Regions from separate parts of the Homo sapiens genome. Here all the other regions are linked to region 4. Evidence: chromatin contacts called from ENCODE Hi-C or POLR2A ChIA-PET data. All regions are on one chromosome and are shown on one strand. Each heading gives the region's core, a stretch centred on a gene start or an enhancer-like site at or near the end of the contact. The rest is flanking DNA. Distances are from core to core; before and after follow the strand shown.

What was found. A loop is a pair of places that touch in the nucleus more often than their neighbours do. ChIA-PET counts read pairs that join two places held with the same protein, here RNA polymerase II (POLR2A). Pooled maps may share reads with other maps.
Region 1: a loop to region 4 is called in a map with no recorded cell type, with 11 times the contacts of the local background. The contact joins the enhancer-like site here to the promoter of UBE2D4 in region 4. A Hi-C loop is called at or near these places in 1 of 37 single-sample maps with no recorded cell type and 5 of 50 pooled maps. POLR2A ChIA-PET finds 5 or more read pairs at or near these places in 1 of 52 experiments (naive thymus-derived CD8-positive, alpha-beta T cell).
Region 2: a map of B cell shows a loop between it and region 4 (18-fold over the local background). The contact joins the promoter of PURB here to the promoter of UBE2D4 in region 4. A Hi-C loop is called at or near these places in 1 of 168 maps with a recorded cell type or tissue (B cell) and 7 of 50 pooled maps.
Region 3: a loop to region 4 is called in a map of B cell, with 11 times the contacts of the local background. The contact joins the promoter of PPIA here to the promoter of UBE2D4 in region 4. A Hi-C loop is called at or near these places in 3 of 168 maps with a recorded cell type or tissue (B cell, CD8-positive, alpha-beta T cell and naive thymus-derived CD4-positive, alpha-beta T cell) and 8 of 50 pooled maps. POLR2A ChIA-PET finds 5 or more read pairs at or near these places in 1 of 52 experiments (activated CD4-positive, alpha-beta T cell).

Annotation. Positions count from the first base shown.
Region 1 is chr7:44,460,188-44,462,887 of GRCh38, forward strand. The region is part of intron 2 of NUDCD3 (NudC domain containing 3); the gene reads right to left. Among named protein-coding and RNA genes, the nearest start is that of NUDCD3, 29 kb to the right of the region's middle. Within about 2 kb of position 1,309, at least 2 of the 41 ENCODE cell types and tissues checked have a DNase peak (open chromatin) inside an H3K27ac peak, as active enhancers do.
Region 2 is chr7:44,884,226-44,886,925 of GRCh38, forward strand. PURB (purine rich element binding protein B) reads right to left here and starts at 1,305. Exons shown (of 1, transcript NM_033224.5): 1 at 1-1,305. The coding sequence starts at 1,123. The coding sequence ends at 185. RefSeq lists enhancers at 377-1,336, 1,485-1,734 and silencers at 795-844, 1,135-1,494.
Region 3 is chr7:44,795,341-44,798,040 of GRCh38, forward strand. It overlaps PPIA (peptidylprolyl isomerase A), which reads left to right and starts at 1,341. Exons shown (of 5, transcript NM_021130.5): 1 at 1,341-1,453. The coding sequence starts at 1,385. It overlaps LOC105375259 (a long non-coding RNA gene), which reads right to left and starts at 1,190. Exons shown (of 2, transcript XR_007060300.1): 1 at 728-1,190; 2 at 1-84. RefSeq lists silencers at 882-1,081, 1,172-1,441, 1,462-1,811.
Region 4 is chr7:43,925,120-43,927,819 of GRCh38, forward strand. It overlaps UBE2D4 (ubiquitin conjugating enzyme E2 D4), which reads left to right and starts at 1,317. Exons shown (of 7, transcript NM_015983.4): 1 at 1,317-1,437. The coding sequence starts at 1,414. It also overlaps a transcript of URGCP not described here. RefSeq lists a silencer at 1,211-1,750.

The DNA.
Region 1 (2,700 bases), core at 59-2,558, 540 kb after region 4:
GAGGATTTGTAAAACTACAGAAGGATAATATCCAGACTCCCATCAATGAGTAAGTGGAGTTAATGAGTTAACAAAGTAGGAAATAACAACAGTAAATCACTGTGTAGAAAATGTAATCTTTCTATAAATAAAGAAATGCAAAGTAAACTATAAGCTATCATCATAACTGTTTAACTAAAATTTTAAAACATATTTCTTACCTGGTATGACTAAGTACGGCCTGCCCTAGGAAGGAAAGCATATAAGGCCATTATGAACATGCTCTACTGCATTAGCAGGAAGTGGGCAGCTACCACAAGACTCCAAATAGTATGCCAGACTCTACCACGTGCCCTTTTTAAAAACCCACCAGCATATATAATACTTACCAACACCAAAACTAGACTAACCAAGAAAAAAAAAATTTACCACTGACTACATCTGGGGTTTTAAGCCACCTGAGGTTCTAAACCTATTTATGTCACTATTTCCCCCTCAAAAAAATAAACAGCTATCTCAAAAACGTAATATGAAGATATGAATGAAATTAAGATGAAAAGGATAGGATGCTTTAATTTGGGGGGAAAGAAAGAGAAAACAAAAGTTTAAACCCTGGATCCAGTACTAACTCTAACCTATACTAAATTTCACAAATACTATAAAACATTACTCCAAATGAATTAACTCTACACTAGTCAACACTTGGCAAAAACGCTTTTTTGCAAAATCTGCATTAAAGGATTTTAGTTTTCCTCCATTGGAAAATCTTTCATTATTTTTAAAAATGTATTTGAACGGTGTGATAATTCTTTTCTCCTACCACATATCCTAGGTAGTCCTAGACAACAGGCCTAAAAACCCGACGGGTTCAACTCTGCTTATCTCAAAACGCTCCTTCAAGACTATACCCCTCCCAAGGGGATTCTCTGGACACAACTCAAATGCTTTCTTCTATCTCCTTGCCTTCCAGGAATCCCTTCCTCCCTTCTCCTGGCTTCTTCGGCCCTGCACCCATGAAGGCCAGCACAGGCATCACCTTCTCCAGGAAGTATTTCTGACATTCCAGAAAATGGGTCTGGACCCTTCCTCTGCATTCATCACATGGGATTGCAACAGTTTGTCCAAGCTCCCCCTAAACTGTGAGCCCCTTGAGCATCTCCCACTCTATATGTCTGACTGCTAGAACAGAGCCTGAAACATCATAGAAGGTATGCCACATATACATGGGATGGGAGGATAGAAGGGCAAGCTGCATATGAAGAGAAGTCTTCTCTTAAAATCAGTGTGATCTGCAACAGGAAAAGGCTGTCTCCCTGTGGGGGGAGGCACACTCATAAAGACTAAATCATTTCCTGCCTGTTAGGGATGCTATGGGAAGGACAGAAAAGCTACCATGATTGAGTCAGCCGCAGACACATGGTACAATCTGACCTATACCATTGAAAGTGAAGGAGCCTTTGAAGAAGCACCAAAGAGAGAGAGAAAGGAGTCTTTCACCAGCCATGTGACATGCAGAATGGCCACACCTCAGCCATAATGGTTGAAAGGGGGAGGAAACAAAGAAACAGAAAGTTTGGGATCCGGGCCCTAACCCAGACTGTGTGAAAGCTCATTTTCTCAAATGCCAGAAATGCTTCCTAGAGAAGGTGGTGCCTGTGCTGGCCTTCATGGGTGCAGGGCCACAGAAGCCAAGGAGAAGGGAGGAAGGGGTCCTGGAAGGCAAGGAGGTGGACCGTGTAAAAGCTGTCCACAGTTGGGATGGACACAGTTGGGATGGGACAGTGTTCAAGTGCCTGGCTCCGTGGTAAATAAAATCAGGGCTCACATGATTCAGGTGCATAGGCAGGTGGTCCCTGAACCCAGGTAGTCTCCCCAAGAGATGTTCTGAGGCAGTCCACAAATATAGCACATGCAAAGCATATTATCAAACTCAGAGGACTTCCACTGCTCTGAGATAGGAATTATCAGGGACATGTACACACACACTCTCTCTCTCTCTCTCATATATACACACATACAGAAAGAGAAAAAGAAATGCGTATTACCTCTCTATCTTTAAGAATATTTAAGGTAACTTTAGTCAAGGAGCTGGGTACATTTTGCTTACAAACAACATTTCATGAATTGCTATGAAATTTTATAGAAGCCTAATTTCCAGGGCTCGAGTTACAGTTACTGAACAAATGTAACCATAATGTGTGCCACTAGCATCTCAACCACATAATTACCCAGAAAAAATTAACAGATACATAACTTATACTCTAAAATCCCCTAATGACCACATGTTCAGAAAATGTTCCTAAATAGGAAAACACTGACCAATATTATTAGCTTAACTTTTCAGGGAATAAAGACATCATAAAGCAGATTATTCCAACTTTTCAAATATGAATGAAAACAGAAAACTCCTACTTGATCAGCAGCTCTCAAAGGGAGGGTAGGCCCTGCCTCCTGGGAGTTTGGGAGTGTGTGGGCAGCGTTAGGTGTCCTTGGGGCAGTCAATGGGCACTGTCCCCTGCCCTGCATTACCTTCACACATCCCATTAGACATGCAGGTAGACAGAAGCTGTTTAACATTCTTCTGAGCCTGTAACCTAACTCAATTTTAGATAAAAACCCAAATAATTTTTTGCATGCTTTTATTATATCATGAATTTTCCAGGAATACAACATGTCTGATTCTGGCCTTTACTAAAATGTAATTGCCTTTTTGAAAATACT
Region 2 (2,700 bases), core at 55-2,554, 960 kb after region 4:
TTTCTCAAGTTGTCCGTCACTGTTCTCTTACGATTATTTCTCTTAACTGTGTTACGTTTTGTTTTTTCCCTCTGCGGCCTCCCTTGCTCCCTCTCCACTAGCTCACTGGGGATGAGCAGGAAAGGGAATTCTCTAGCCAAGGGGATGGTGGTTGGGTGGAGGCCTGTAGGGGAAGCTGCCCGTTTCAATCCTCATCCACCTCCTCACCCTCTGACTCTTCGCCGCCGCCGCTGCCCCCACCACGTCGCTCATAAAGCTTATCCCTCTGTCGTTCCTGGATTTCTTTCATCTCATCCGCATACCGGCAAAAGGCGCCTCCGAACTTGCCCCAGGCTTTGAAGGGTACGGTGATGGCATTGCGGTAGGACGGCTTCACCTCGCTCACTCGCAGAAACACCCCGTATTTGTTGCAGCCCACATCGAAGAAGAAGCGCTTGGAGTCCACGGTGATGGAGGTGCCCTCCGGGAGCTCTCCATACAGGCCGCCCCCTGGGCCCCCGGCGCCGCCTCCCGGGCCGCCTGCCAGCTCGTCGTCCTCGCCTCCGTAGTCGTCTATGAGCTTCGCCAGCGCGTCGCGGAACTCGATGAGGCCCTGCGCAGGCAGCGCGATGGTCTGGCCGCTCTGCAAGCCGCCCGGCCCGGGGCCCGCGCCGAAGCCGCCACCGCCGCGGTTGACCGTTTGGCGGATGCGCAGGAAGCGGCCGCGCTGGTTCTCCTTGAGGTCCAGGTAGTACTTGCGGTTCTCACGCACCAAGAATTCGCTCTTGAGCGCGCGCCGCGGCCCGCCGCCCTCCTCGGCGCCAGCCGCCAGCTGCTCGGGGCTGCTAGGGCCCAGCTGCGCGTAGTGTTCTATGAAGTCGCCCAGCGAGTCGCGGAACTCGGCGGCCACCGCCATGGACAGCGTGAGGCGGCTCTTGGAACCGCCCGCGCCCACCTCGGCGATCTTGAGGAAGCGGCCCTTGGCGTTCTGCTTCACATCTAAGTAGAAGCGCTTGTTCTGGATGTCCAGCCGCTTCGAGGCCAGCTCCTGCGTCTCTTGCTCGCCGCCGCCGCGGGACGCGGGCTGGAACCCGCACGGCCCACCGCCGCCGCCGCGCTCGCTGCCGCTGTCGCCGTCCGCCATCTTCTAGGCCGCCGCCTCGCCGCCACCGCCCGCCGCGCTCGCGCCCCCGCCCTCCGGCTCGCGCTCCGGGGCCCCCCAGCCTCGCCCGCCCGGCTCGCTCACGCGCTCCCGCCGCTCATCGCCGGCCGCCGCCGCCCCCCCATCGCCTCCGCGCCCCGCCCCCGCGACTTCCGTGCAGCCCTAGCCACTTCCGGCGCGCGATTTCCCGTGAAGTCACTCCGTCCCGCCCTCCGCGGCCTCGCGGCCGGAAGCGCCGCGGCGGCGTGGCGCAGAGGGGTGACGTCAGGGGCCGCGCCGGGCGGGCGGCAAGCTGAGAGTAGGCTAGTGTTACTGCTCGGTTTCTAGCCCTGGGGACTTGCCAGCCTTAGCGTGACTCAGCCGCCCGCTGCGTCTGTCTACGCGCCTCTTCCCGTGACACTTTTACTTTAGACTCCGGTGTCGTCCACTTCCCTCCTTCTCGCTTCCGGGGCGTTAGCTGAGCATACTCAGGCCCCAGCCTGCTCGCGCTGGTTGTGTGCTGGGAACAGAGTTCCAGTCTATACACTGGCGACCGGGGGGAGGGAGATCCTTTGGAGCACTCGGAAGCGGGTTCTGACCAGCCTGTGGGGTTCCCTAGAGGAGGCATGAGCTGACTCTGAAGGGCAAACTGCAGTTGGCCTGGCAACTCTGGAGAAGAGCCACCCAGCATAGGAGACGGCAGTGCAGAGGCACCCAGGGCCTGATGCTGGGAGCTCAGAGCAGCTGGGGGTGTGTATGCCTGAAGAATGGTCGTAGATGACACTGGAGGGTGGATTAGATCAAGGAAAGCCATTTGCAGTGCGGGAGAGTTAGTGCCTACCCCAGAGTCTGGAGCCACCGTATGTGATCAGGTTCACATTTTGGAAAGATCACTGTGGGAACAATATAGAAAGAAGATGATTTAGGATGAGGTTAGATTTGGGATCCAGAGATCAGTTAACTGTCCCCACAGTTAGCCATATTAAAGTGGTTAAGGAAATTGACTGCCAATCTTTAGTTTCTTTATCAATAAAATGAATAATTCCTATGAGGTCTTTTTGTTGTAAGCATTGAGGTGTAACAAGAGGCAGAATTGGAATAGTGTTAAAAAGTGTAGGCTCTGCAACTGCACTGGGTTTGAATCTGTGACCTTGACCAGTTACTTGATTTTCCAAAGCCAAAATGTCCTCATCCTTAAATTTTTTTTTTTTTTTTTTTGAGTCTTGCTCTGTCACCCAGGCTGGAGTGCAGTGGCGTGATTTTAGCTCATTACACCCTCCACCTCCCGGGTTCAAGCAATTCTCCTACCTCAGCCTCCTGAGTAGCTGGGATTACAGGCAACCGCCACCACACCCGGCTAATTTTTGTATTTTTAGTAGAGATGGGGTTCCACAATGTTGGCCAGGCTGGTCTTGAACTCCTGACCTCAGGTGATCTGCCCGCCTCAGCCTCCCAAAGTGCTGGGATTACAGATGTGAGCCACCACACCCAGCCTAAATGTAGTTATTCATAGATAGTGAATCCAACAATGGACTTGTAAAGAACACAAATAATAGATAACCCAATATAAAAGGTGAAAG
Region 3 (2,700 bases), core at 91-2,590, 870 kb after region 4:
GTCTTGAACTCCTGACCTCAGGTGATCCTCCCGCCTCGGCCTCCCAAAGTGCTGGAATTACAGGCGTGATCCACCGCACCCGGCCTATTTTTTGAGAGAGGGTCACACTCTGTCGTCCCGGCTGGAATGCAGTGATGCGATCACCGCCCACTACAGCCTCGACCTCCGGGCTCAAGCAATCCTCCCCGCCCAGCCTCCTGAGTAGCGAGCGCCTCGACGCCCAGCTAATTTTTATTTTTATTTATTTTTTTGTAGAGACGGCGTCTCTCTAAGATGCCCAGGCTGGTGGCCGGTGTCGAACTCCTAAGATGAAGCGATCCTCCCCGGCCTTGGCCTCCGCGCCTCCTAAAGCGCCAGGTATGAGCCACCGCGCCTGGCCTACAAGTGCATTTTAATTAAAGTATTATTAATGTCTTTGCCTGAAGAAATTCGCTTTTAAATTGTGACTTATCTTTCACCCAAAAATCAAAGCACAATTCAGCCCCGAGGCGGGGGCGGTAGGAGCTGGGCGGGGCGGGGGCAGGGAAAGACCAGGAGCAGAGATTCAAAAAGAGTAAGAGGGCAAAATGTGCATAATGCATCTTCACAGGTAAGAGCCTGGCCAGGCTCCTGTTTTAATGGCTTCCTCCTGAAGAAGATTCAAGCAGAGTGTAAGATATTTTCGGAAAGTAGAGCATTTTGAAAGCATTTCATAATCTCTCAAAACCGGAGACTGCTCCTGTCCCACCTCGTTAGAGAAAACAGCGATGCTCAAAGGCAACCTCCTTCCTGACATTGCCTGGTAGGACGCGACGTGGTGTTTGCCCGCGCGGAATGCGGACGCAAGGCTGCTCCTAGGTCTCGGGGACGCGCCATCCCCATTTCCGCTCGCGGAGGCGTAGGGTCCGGGCGCGGGACCCCAGTCGACCTTGACTGGCGGCGCGACCTTGAGGCCTGCGTTCGCCTCAGTTGCCCCCTCTGTGCAATGGGGAGACGCGCCTCATCGCTTGACAACGGCCGAAGAGCCGCCGCGCTTCCGTCTCCCGCGTGCGCGCGCCATGCTGCCCACCCCCGTTCCGCACTGACCCTCCCCCGTGCCCCGCGTCCCGTACTGCCGCCCCGCCCCGAGTCCCATGCCGCAGCCACCGCGACGGAGCCCGCAGGCGGGAACCTGCCTCCGCGCGTTAGCGCGCACGCGCGCCTCATGTGTCGTCCCCATCAGCGCCGGCTTCCGTCTATAGGCCAGATGCACTGTCACTCTGGCGAAGTCGCAGACCCGATTGGCCGGGACGGAGGCGCGAGACCGGGTTGCGGGCGGGGCCGAACGTGGTATAAAAGGGGCGGGAGGCCAGGCTCGTGCCGTTTTGCAGACGCCACCGCCGAGGAAAACCGTGTACTATTAGCCATGGTCAACCCCACCGTGTTCTTCGACATTGCCGTCGACGGCGAGCCCTTGGGCCGCGTCTCCTTTGAGGTCGGGCGGGCGGCGGCGTGCGGGAATGGGGCCCAGAAAGTGGGCCGGGGTCGGGGTGGGTGGTAGCGCCCCAAAGGCCCGGGCGCGGGGCGACCCTGCTTGAGGGGCGAGCGCGGGCGGGCTGCGGCGCCATTTCCTGACGAGGGGCCATTTTGGGAGGTCCGCGAGTCGCGGGGAGGAGGCCGGGACGGCGGCGGACAAAGGCAGGCGGGGCGGCTGCGAGGCCGTTGGGGGAGGGGGCCCGCGTCCGCCCGCCCGCCTCATGTGGCCGCGCCCTGTCCTGTCCGACGCACGTGCTCGGCGGCCGCGCTCAGGTCCGCGCCTTGAGAGTCGTTGGGCTCCGCCCTAGCTTGGCCTGGGCGCCGCAGACCGGAGCCAGAAGCACGCTCGCGGGGGCTTGCGACCGCCTTCCTGGGAAGCTGTCCCCTGGCAGGCATGGGTGCTTTACATCCTGAGCTGGGAAGCTGTTTGCTTGAGGGTTTTTCTCAAGGATCGAGGCGCGGTGTGAGCCCGTCCATGCTCGGTCCTGTAGATCCCGGGAGGCCATGTTATAAAAGGAGACTTGCTGGGATGTGACGGGTTGCCACTTGAAATATCTTCCATTTGGATAAAGTAGGAATATTTATACATGTGCCCCAAACGTCCCTCCGTGTCCCCCACCCCCAAGCGGAAATGTGAAAATGGGCCTTGCCTTTGCTGGTGCCCAAGGACCGCCTTCCACTGCAGTGACGGCGCTGGCGGGGGAGGCGCTCTTGAGCCCCTCCCGATTGTCCCTCTGCCTAGCAAGCAAGTTGCGACTGGCCACAAGGCAGGCCTCTTCCGACCAAGGTGGATTACCAGTGATTACCTAATTAGTTTTGAGAGCGTTAAATGAGTTCTTAAAGATCAGTTGTAATTATAGCATAGTATCTAAACTTGGCGCGTGTCTTCAAAGTTAAATATTGAGTACGATTCCGTTCCAGTTAACATGGATAGACCTTAGGGAGTAGCGAAATAGGATGTTAGTGGTTTTATTCCTTTAAATCACATCTCAAAAGGCCACCAATGGCTAGTTTGGGATCTTATTCCGAAAATAGATTGATCCTCATGCAGTCTTCGTGAGGACAGAGCGATTTCCTTGTTGCCTACCCTGTCCATAGTGCCTGGCACATAGGCACTGAAACACTGCATGTTAATCCACACCCCACCCCACCTATGAGTGTAGTCAAAGCTGGTAAGTGACAAGGGCTTTCGTGGAAACTTGGCCT
Region 4 (2,700 bases), core at 67-2,566:
TTCCTTGAAGAGTTCTGGGTAAGGATGCAGTGTGGTAAGCTTTATATTTCAGACAGTTCATGAAGTTGTGTGGAGGACAGATTGGGGGAATGGGAGCGTGAAAGCCAGGGACAAAGCTGGGCAACTATTGAAATGTCTATAATACATTTTATATGCTGACTGAGTACAAACATAGAGGTGACCATGTGTCTTGGCTGGCTGGAGACAATTCTAGATTACAGCGTTGGTCCCAGAGTAATTATATTAACAGCCACTTTCATGCTCAAACATGTCTCAGTCTGAAGATTAAATATCATCTACATACACACACCAACAAAACTTCCACAATTCTTACCTTTACTATGTGAAATGCACTGATATTTTATTCTGTTTTTTTATTTTTATTTTTTATTATTTTTGAGACAGAGTCTCGCTCTGTCACCCAGGCTGGAGTGCAACAGTGTGATCTCAGCTCACTGCAACCTCTGCCTCCTGGGTTCAAGTGATTCTCGTGCCTCAGCCTCTCAAGTAGCTGGGATTACAGGCATACGTCACTACGCCCAGCTAATTTCTGTATTTTTAGTAGAGACGGAGTTTCAGCATGTTGGCCAGGCTGGTCTCGAACTCCTGACCTCAAGTGATCCGCCTGCCTCGGCCTCCCAAAGTGCTGGGATTATAGGCGTGAGCCACCTCGTCTGGCTTTTTTTTTTTTTTTTTCAAAAAAATGTTGGTTGCAACCTATTAAATTGATTTCGTGACACACTAGTTCATAACCCTCAGTTTGAACAACTCTGACCTAGACGCCTGCCAAGTCTTGGGAAAATAGGAAGGAGACAGATAATTAAGTTTGGGAGATGCATAGTCTAAGGCCAGGGTTCTCAATGTTGGCAGTGCAAGATCACGTGAGGTACGACTGAACACGGAGATCTCCAAAACTGCGGAGAGTTTTGCGTGTGAACGTATGCACAGACATCTACATGGAAATGGCTGTAACGCATCCAGCCATAAGGCGTACGAGGGTATATATACTTACAGAGTTAAGAACCACTATTCTCAGGAGTTATATGACAGCCTGGGAAGACGCCCAGGATGTAGGAACAGGGAGCAGGCGAGCGTGTGGCACCTTGAGGGTGCTCCGCGCGTCTCCGTAAAGCCAACGAGCCCCTCCTCTTCGCTGGCCTCTCCGGGGCCTTGCTGACTAGTGGTCGAAGCCACAGGACCAGGTGCGGGTGGCCAGCGTAACCCGGGCAGCCCCGCTGCTTCCCCTCGGCCGCGCCAGGACGCTCGGCACGCGGCGACGACGGCCCCACAGTGCCCCGCGCGCGCAAGCGCAGGCTGCGGCTCCCGGCGTGCAGCTTGGTGGCGGCTGAGCCGGCAGCGGGCCGCCTCAGGCAGCCCCGGCCGGGCCGCCCGGGTCCCCGGCAGCGGGGTAGGATGGCGCTAAAGCGGATCCAGAAGGTACGCACTTTCCCACCCTCCAACTCTTTGGGTGTCCGAAGCGTCGAGGTGTGGGCGGGGCGCCGCTGCCGTGAAGTGAAAGGTGACGGAGGCTCCGCGAGTCGCGGATACACCTGCCTGGGAAGGAGGCAGAACAGCCTCCCGCGCAGCCTGAAAAGCGAACGCAGCCTGAGAAAGGGATTGCGCGAGCGCGGGGCGGGGCCGGGCCGTGGCCACGAGGGCTGCGTCATGCGGGCGGGGCGCCGTGGGGCCACCTGCAGGCTTCTGGACAGCGGGTTCCCCCTGTAGGGTATCCAGAAGGGCTGGGTGGGTATCCAGAAGGGTATCCAGGAAGAAGCTGGGTCCTAAGGGATGAGTAGGAACTCGGCAGGTGGGGAAAAGGGGAAAAGGCTTTCCCTGCAACGGGGAGACTACGAGGCTTGGAGGACTGACAGGGTAGCGGGGAAGCTGAAGGGCAGATGGTGTGGACTTGGGTGGTCCTTAGGAGCAGTGCTGAAGTAACTGGTTTTTATCCTGCAGGTAAGAGGGAGTCCATGAGGGTTTAATGCATTCACTAGAATTTGGAAAACGCACAACAGTAGAAGAAAGAAGTATTTCTAATTCTATCACTTTACTATTTGTTAACATTTTAGCATACCTACCTTCAGTTTTTTTTCTATATTTAAAACAATTATACTGCATTTTGTATTCCACTTATTCACATAATAGTAAATGTAAGCATGTTGTGAAGTAGTATTTATAACTTTTTTTTTTTTTTTTTTTGAGGTCTTGCTCTGTCGCCCAGGCTGGAGTATCGCCCAGGCTGGAGTACAGTGGCACAATCATGGCTCACTGCAGCCTCAACCTTCTAGGTTCAAGTGATCCTCCCTCCTCAGCTTCCTGGGTAGCTGGGACTACATGCCACCATGCCAGCCAATTGTTTATTTTTTGTAGAGACAGTGTCTCGATATGTTGCCCAGGCTGGTCTCATACTCCTGGGCTTAAGCGGTCCTCTTGCCTCTGCCTCCTAAAGTGGCGGGATTACAACGTGAGACACCATGCCCAGTCCTATAACTAATTTTTAACATTAACTTTCCACAAGTACATGACTAGTAACTTATTTAGTCATTACCTGTAGTAGGTAAAAGTATGGACTTGGGTGTCAGACAGACCTGGGTTAGAGAATGTGAGGTCACTTATAGTGGGACCTTGGGCAAGGCACTTTATCATTCCTAGCCTCCCAGTCCTACATGTTTACAGAGTTGTTTTGAGAATTAAATGCTA